Linked DNA regions of Homo sapiens: region 2 is linked to region 1. A link is a loop called in an ENCODE intact Hi-C map of the cell type or tissue named here. Cell type or tissue: CD4-positive, alpha-beta T cell. All regions are shown on one strand. Each heading gives the region's core, and the rest is flanking DNA. Links, peaks and the distances in the headings are about the cores only.

Evidence for each region. Peaks named below come from ENCODE experiments on the same cell type or tissue, not always from the same donor. Only the 100,000 strongest peaks of a DNase experiment are listed, where the experiment ranks them.
Region 2: a loop joins it to region 1, with 16 times the contacts of the local background. A loop is called at or near these places in 18 of 110 quality-filtered maps.

Annotation. Positions count from the first base shown.
Region 1 is chr6:167,360,860-167,363,775 of GRCh38, forward strand. No RefSeq gene overlaps it. Among named protein-coding and RNA genes, the nearest start is that of TTLL2, 37 kb to the left of the region's middle. In CD4-positive, alpha-beta T cell, for the core only: no CTCF peak of the experiment used is centred there; no DNase peak of the experiment used is centred there.
Region 2 is chr6:167,196,028-167,198,943 of GRCh38, forward strand. It overlaps LOC124901462 (a long non-coding RNA gene), which reads right to left and starts at 878. Exons shown (of 2, transcript XR_007059877.1): 1 at 444-878. It also overlaps the pseudogene TCP10L2. In CD4-positive, alpha-beta T cell, for the core only: no CTCF peak of the experiment used is centred there; no DNase peak of the experiment used is centred there.

The sequences.
Region 1 (2,916 bases), core at 99-2,598:
ACACCGTTGTTGACAAGCCAGCCAGTCTATGGCACTTTGCTATGGCAGCCTGAACAGGATAAGGCACACTCCATAAAGAACCGGTATTCAACATGCATTTTTGTACCTGCTCTTATCATTTTTTTATTTACACTTGAACATCTTGCTCTGGGCAGAATGATCTCGGTCTCATTAAAGCACAAAATTTAGATTCTCCCAACTTTGCTCAAGTGATCTCCCTGGCTGAAAGTTTCCTTTCCCACCCATACGCTGTCTGACTCCCTGAGTCCCTATGTTTGAGGTCAAATCTCCATTATGAACCCCACAGTCGGTGCCCTCTGCTTCTGAATGCTTTTGACTCTTGCTATGGTAAACATTCAACTTGACATTTTCATATTGATTTGCAGTTTTCAGCTGGATAATAAATTGTAGGAAAGAGCCATAATTCACCCTCTATGGTATCCTCCAGGGATGAATAACAGTGATTTTCACCTTGTACTGGAGACAGAACCCTTGGACGCTGAGGAACTCACTGTGGAGCCTGCTGAAATACTGCTGCACTGCTTCTATTTCATTACAGGAACAGGAAGGTGATTACAGTGCCTGCATGTGGGGTGCATTCACAGCTGCTTGATGTGTTTGTGAAAAAAAGAAAAGCTGCCAAGTTAAACTTAATTGATGAGTTTCCATTTGTTCTTTTTTTCATTGAGATGGAGTCTCTCTCTGTTGTCCAGGCTGGAGTGCAGTAGTGTGATCTCAGCCCATTGCAGCCTCCACCTCCAAGGTTCAAGCGATTCTCCTGCCTCAGCCTCCTGAGTAGCTTGGATTACAGGCATTCGCCACCACACCTGGCTAATTTTTGTATTTTTAGTAGAGACAGGGTTTCACCATGTGAGCAAGGCTGGTCTCGAACTCCTGACTTCAAGTAATTTGTCCACCTCGGCCTCCCAAAGTGCTGGGATTACAAGCGTGAGCCACCACACATGGCCTCCATTTGTTCTTTTAATATCCATTTGCTTCTTTTTCGTTTGTATTGTCAACTGTTAGCAGTTTCTGGCAGATAAGGGGCAGCACACACACACACACACATATACGTGTGTGTGTGTCTGTCTCTGTGTGTGTGTGTGTGTGTGTGTGTGTGTGTATTTAGAGACAAGGCCTCTCTCTGTCACCCAGGCTGGAGTGCAATGGTGTGATCATGGCTCACTGCAGCCTCAGACTCAGAGCTCAAGTGATCCTCCTGCCTCAGCCTCCCGAGTAGCTAGGACTATAAGAGCATGCCATGATGCCCAGCTAATATTTTATTTTTTGAAGGAATAGGGTCTTGGTATGTTTCCCAGGTGGTCTCTAACTCCTGGCCTCAAGAGACCCTCCCGCTGTGGCCTCCCAAAGCACCAGTATGTTTCCCAGGTGGTCTCTAACTCCTGGCCTCAAGAGACCCTCCCACTGTGGCCTCCCAAAGCACCAGGATAACTAGTGTGAGCACCATGCCCAGCCCACAAACTGTATTTAAGCAAAATGAATACAGTGAAGAATCTGACAACTGAGGAAAAATTCTACCCCTTAAAATAATTTTTAGCACAAAATGGTAAAAGATTGTTTTCCGGTTGTATATTAATGGAACACCCTGCAGAAACTGGGGGCTCTTCTTTGGGTCAACAGCTGAGAGCAACTGAATTCTGCCTGGTACATATCAATGCCTGACTCTTGGCTGATTTGTATGAATGTATAAGAACCATGCATGAGACACACAATTGCACCTGTAAAATGGAAGGAGTGGGAAACAATGGGACTTCTGTTTCACTCTGTTCTTGAAATATCAGCCATAGGCAGAACTGTTGAATGTCTGATAAATATATCCAAGAACAGTAACAGAACTTAGAATTCCTGCTGGAAAATTAACTGATCAGAGACCTTCTACATGGACCAGCTGACAGTCAAAGTTTTAGGTCTTTTAAACAAAAATAAAATACAGACCTATAAATACTTTTCTTTTTCAGAAGACTGGCGTTAATATTAATCAATCGCTCAGCATGGCCTTTGCAAACTAGCAAGTGTAATTTTTCTTTGTCGAATGTTTGCTGGAGGTCACTCAAGAAAACAAATGCTCTAGTGCCCACTTTGCTGCTATGTGCCCAGTCAGAGCCTAAATGACAGCTTGTGAAGGCAAAAATTCTAACAAGACACACAGCTGCACTGGCTGAAATATTAGGACAAAAAGAAAAAGGGTGGGAGCCAGGAATTCACAGGACAATGTGAGTCTCAGCAGCTTCAAGGGCCCATCTGGAGGTCCGTTGTGTCACGGAGGAGCAGATGCCCCACAGCGGCCTTGATTCTGCCCTGGCAATGGGGCAGATCAGACATCCCAGCCACACATCCACTACAAATACCGAGGAATGCTCAAGCAAATCACAAAATCCCTGGGAAATGAGCACCCAAGTTCATGGAAGGGGCTACAAATCCCAGAGGGTGCTGGAACGCAGACTCGAACCTGACCTGCAGCTGCCCTGGTGACCTCTGCAGTCTCCAGGAGGTTTGACCCTTAGTCGCTCTGCTGGGATAGGATGAAGGGCTTTGTCTGGGAATTGGAACTGCATCCATGCTTAAAGAGGACACTCTCTGAAGGTTAGAGCCCCAAGGAAAGAGGGAACTAGAAAATATCTCCCTGCCGGCAGATGGAGAGCACAAAGGAGTGTTGCTGTCTCTCTCTGAGCTCTTTCCAAAGAATGTGTCACTACAGGGTGACCCTCATTTACCCTTAGCAATTGCAGTTCTGCTACCTGTACCTGGGACACCTTAAACTAAGAAGCTAACGTGAAGTGATCCCAGGCTGGTCGTGCCCCGGGACACCTGGCAGAAGCAAACACAAAGCTTTCTGGATACTATCTCCCAGACTGGGCCCCATAGGATCGCCACCAACACAAGCTGCCAGCACAA
Region 2 (2,916 bases), core at 417-2,916, 160 kb before region 1:
CTGAGGTCTCCCGCTCTCACCATTTCTCCCCTGGGCAATTACAATAGACTCCCCCAGCTTCCTCACAGCAGTCAGAACCTTCCCTGTCACCTCCGGGGCCACTTTTCTGAAATGATTCAATGTGTGTCTCTGTCACTCCCTGTGTCAACCCTGCCATCCCTCTCACCATCAGAGCCAGCTGTCAGCACAGGCTTCAGCCTGCAGGTGAGCAGATGCGGCTGACCTCCCGCCCTGCCTCCTGGCCCTCCCCACCTGCCCTCTCTCACCCACACCGAGTTTCTGCCGATTCCCTGAGCCCCCCGTGCACCTTTCCTGCCCCTGCCCGTGGCCTTCTGCACCCTCATCTAACGAGATTTGGAAGGAGGGCTCCAGACCCGGGTGGGGGCATTATTCTGTGCTCCCCCAACCCCCACTGGCCTCCACCCTGGCACAGGCCGCCTTACCATGTGTTTCTCCTCTCAGGAACGGCGACAAAACCATTGTGCTCAGCAACGGGCAGAAAGAAATCCACACAGCCCGGTTCAAGAGGAGGGAGTACCCGGATGGCACCGTCAAGACTGTGTATTGCAGCGGCTGTCAGGAAACCAAGTATGCCTCCGGGAGGGTTAAGATCAAAGATGAAGCTGGAAATGTCGTCCTGGACGAGAAGCAGATGAGCCCTCAACACGCAGCATCACATGGGAAATGCCAATTGCAGATTTTTGCTAAAACAGACAAAAACTAATAACATATTAGCTGCCCTAAATGATCTTGGAGAGCCACCAAAACTTTAGGACTACCCAAGTCATCTAGAAATTGCAAAGGAAAAGACATTCTCTCCCCTATTTAGGAAACTTGGTTAGAGCAGCACACGTCAGAGAACAGAAGGCTCACAAAAGAACGATTTCTTGTCTTCTGCTAGCTTTTGAATATTTTGCTCTTGCTTCTCTAGTTCTTTTAATTGTGATGTTAGGGTGTCAATTTTAGATCCTTCCTGCTTTCTGATGTGGGCATTTAGTATTATAAATTTTTCTCATAACACTGCTTTAGCTGTGTCCCATATATTCTGGTACATTGTCTCTTTGTTCTCATTTGTTTCAAAGAACTTTGTTATTTCTGCCTTAATTTCATTATTTACCCAGTAGTCATTTAGGACCACGTTGTTCAATTTCCATGTAGTTGTGAGGTTTTGAGTGAGTTTCTTAATCCTGAGTTCTAATTTGATTGCACTGTGGTTTGAGAGGTTGTTTGCTATGATTTCAGTTCTTTTGCATTTGCTAAAAAGTGTTTTACTTCCAATTATGCAGTCGATTTTAGAATAAATACTATGTGGTGCTGAGAGGAATGTATATTCTGTTGATTTGGGGTGCAGAGTTCTGTAGATGTCTATTAAGTCTGCTTCATCCAGAGCTGAGTTCAAGTCCTGAATATCCTTGTTAATTTTCTGTCTCATTGATCTGCCTGATATTGACAATGAGGTGTTAAAAGTTTCCCACTATTTTTGTTTGGCAGTATATGTCTCTTTGTATTTCTCTAAGAATTTGCTTTATAAATCTGGGTGCCCCTGTATTGGGTACATATATATTTACGATAGTTAGCTCTTCTTGTTGCATTGATCCCTTTACCTTGTTGCATTGATCCCTTTACCATTATGTAATGCCCTCCTTTGTCTTTTTTGATCTTTGTTTAAAGTCTGTTTTATCAGAGACTAGGATTGCAACCCTGCTTTTTTTGCTTTCCATTGGCTTGGTAAATATTCCTCCATCCCTTTATTATCTCACACGTCTTTGCATGTGAGATGCATCTCCTGAATACAGCACACTGATGGGTCTTGACTCTTTATCCAATTTGCCAGTCTGTGTCTTTTAATTAGAGCATTTAGCCCATTTACATTTAAGGTTAATATTGTTATGTGTGAATTTGATCCTGTCATCATGATGCTAGCTGATTATTTTGCACATTAGTTGTTGCAATTTGTTCATGGTGTTGTTGGTCTTTATATTTTGGTGTGTTTTTTGCAGTGGCTGCTAATGGTTTTTTCCTTCCATATTTGGTGCTTCCTTCAAGAGCTCTTGTAAGGCAGGCCTGGTGGTGACAAAATCCCTCAGCATTAGCTTGTCTGTAAAGGATTTTATTCATTATGAAACTTAGTTCGGCTGGATATGAAATTATCGGTTGAAAATTCTTTTCTTTAAGAATGTTGAATATTGGCCCCCCACTCTTTTCTGGCTTGTATGGTTTCTGCAGAGATATCCAGTCTGATGGGCTGCCCTTTGTAGGTAACCTGACTTTTCTCTCTGGCTGCCCTTAACATTTTTTCCTTTGTTTCAAATTTGGAGAATCTGACAATTATGTGTTTTGTTGTTGCTCTTCTCGAGGAGTATCTTAGTGGTGTTTTTTGTATTCTCTGAATGTGAATGTTTGCCTGTCTTGCTAGGTTCGGGAAGTTCTCCTGGATCATATCTTGAAGTGTGTTTTCCAACTTGGTTCCATTCTCCCCATCACTTTCAGGGACCCCAATTAATTGTAGGTTTGATTGTTTCACGTAGTCCCATATTTCTTGGAGGCTTTGTTTGTTCCTTTTCATTCTTTTCTCTAATCTTGTCTTCTGGCCTTATTTTATTAAGTTGATCTTCGATCTCTGATATCCTTTCTTCTGCTTGATCAATTCAGCTATTGATACTTGTGTGTGCTCCATGAAGTTCTCATGCTGTGTTTTTCAGCTCCATCAGGTCATTTATGTTCCTCTCTAAACTGGTTATTTTAATTAGCAGTTCGTGTAACCTTTTGTGAAGTTTCTTAGTTTCCTGGCATTGGGATAGAACATGAACCTTTAGCTCAGAGGAGTTTGTTATTATCCACCTACTGAAGCCTACTTCTGTCAGTTAGTCAAACTCATTCTCCATCCAGTTTTGTGCCCTTGCTGAAGAGGAAGTG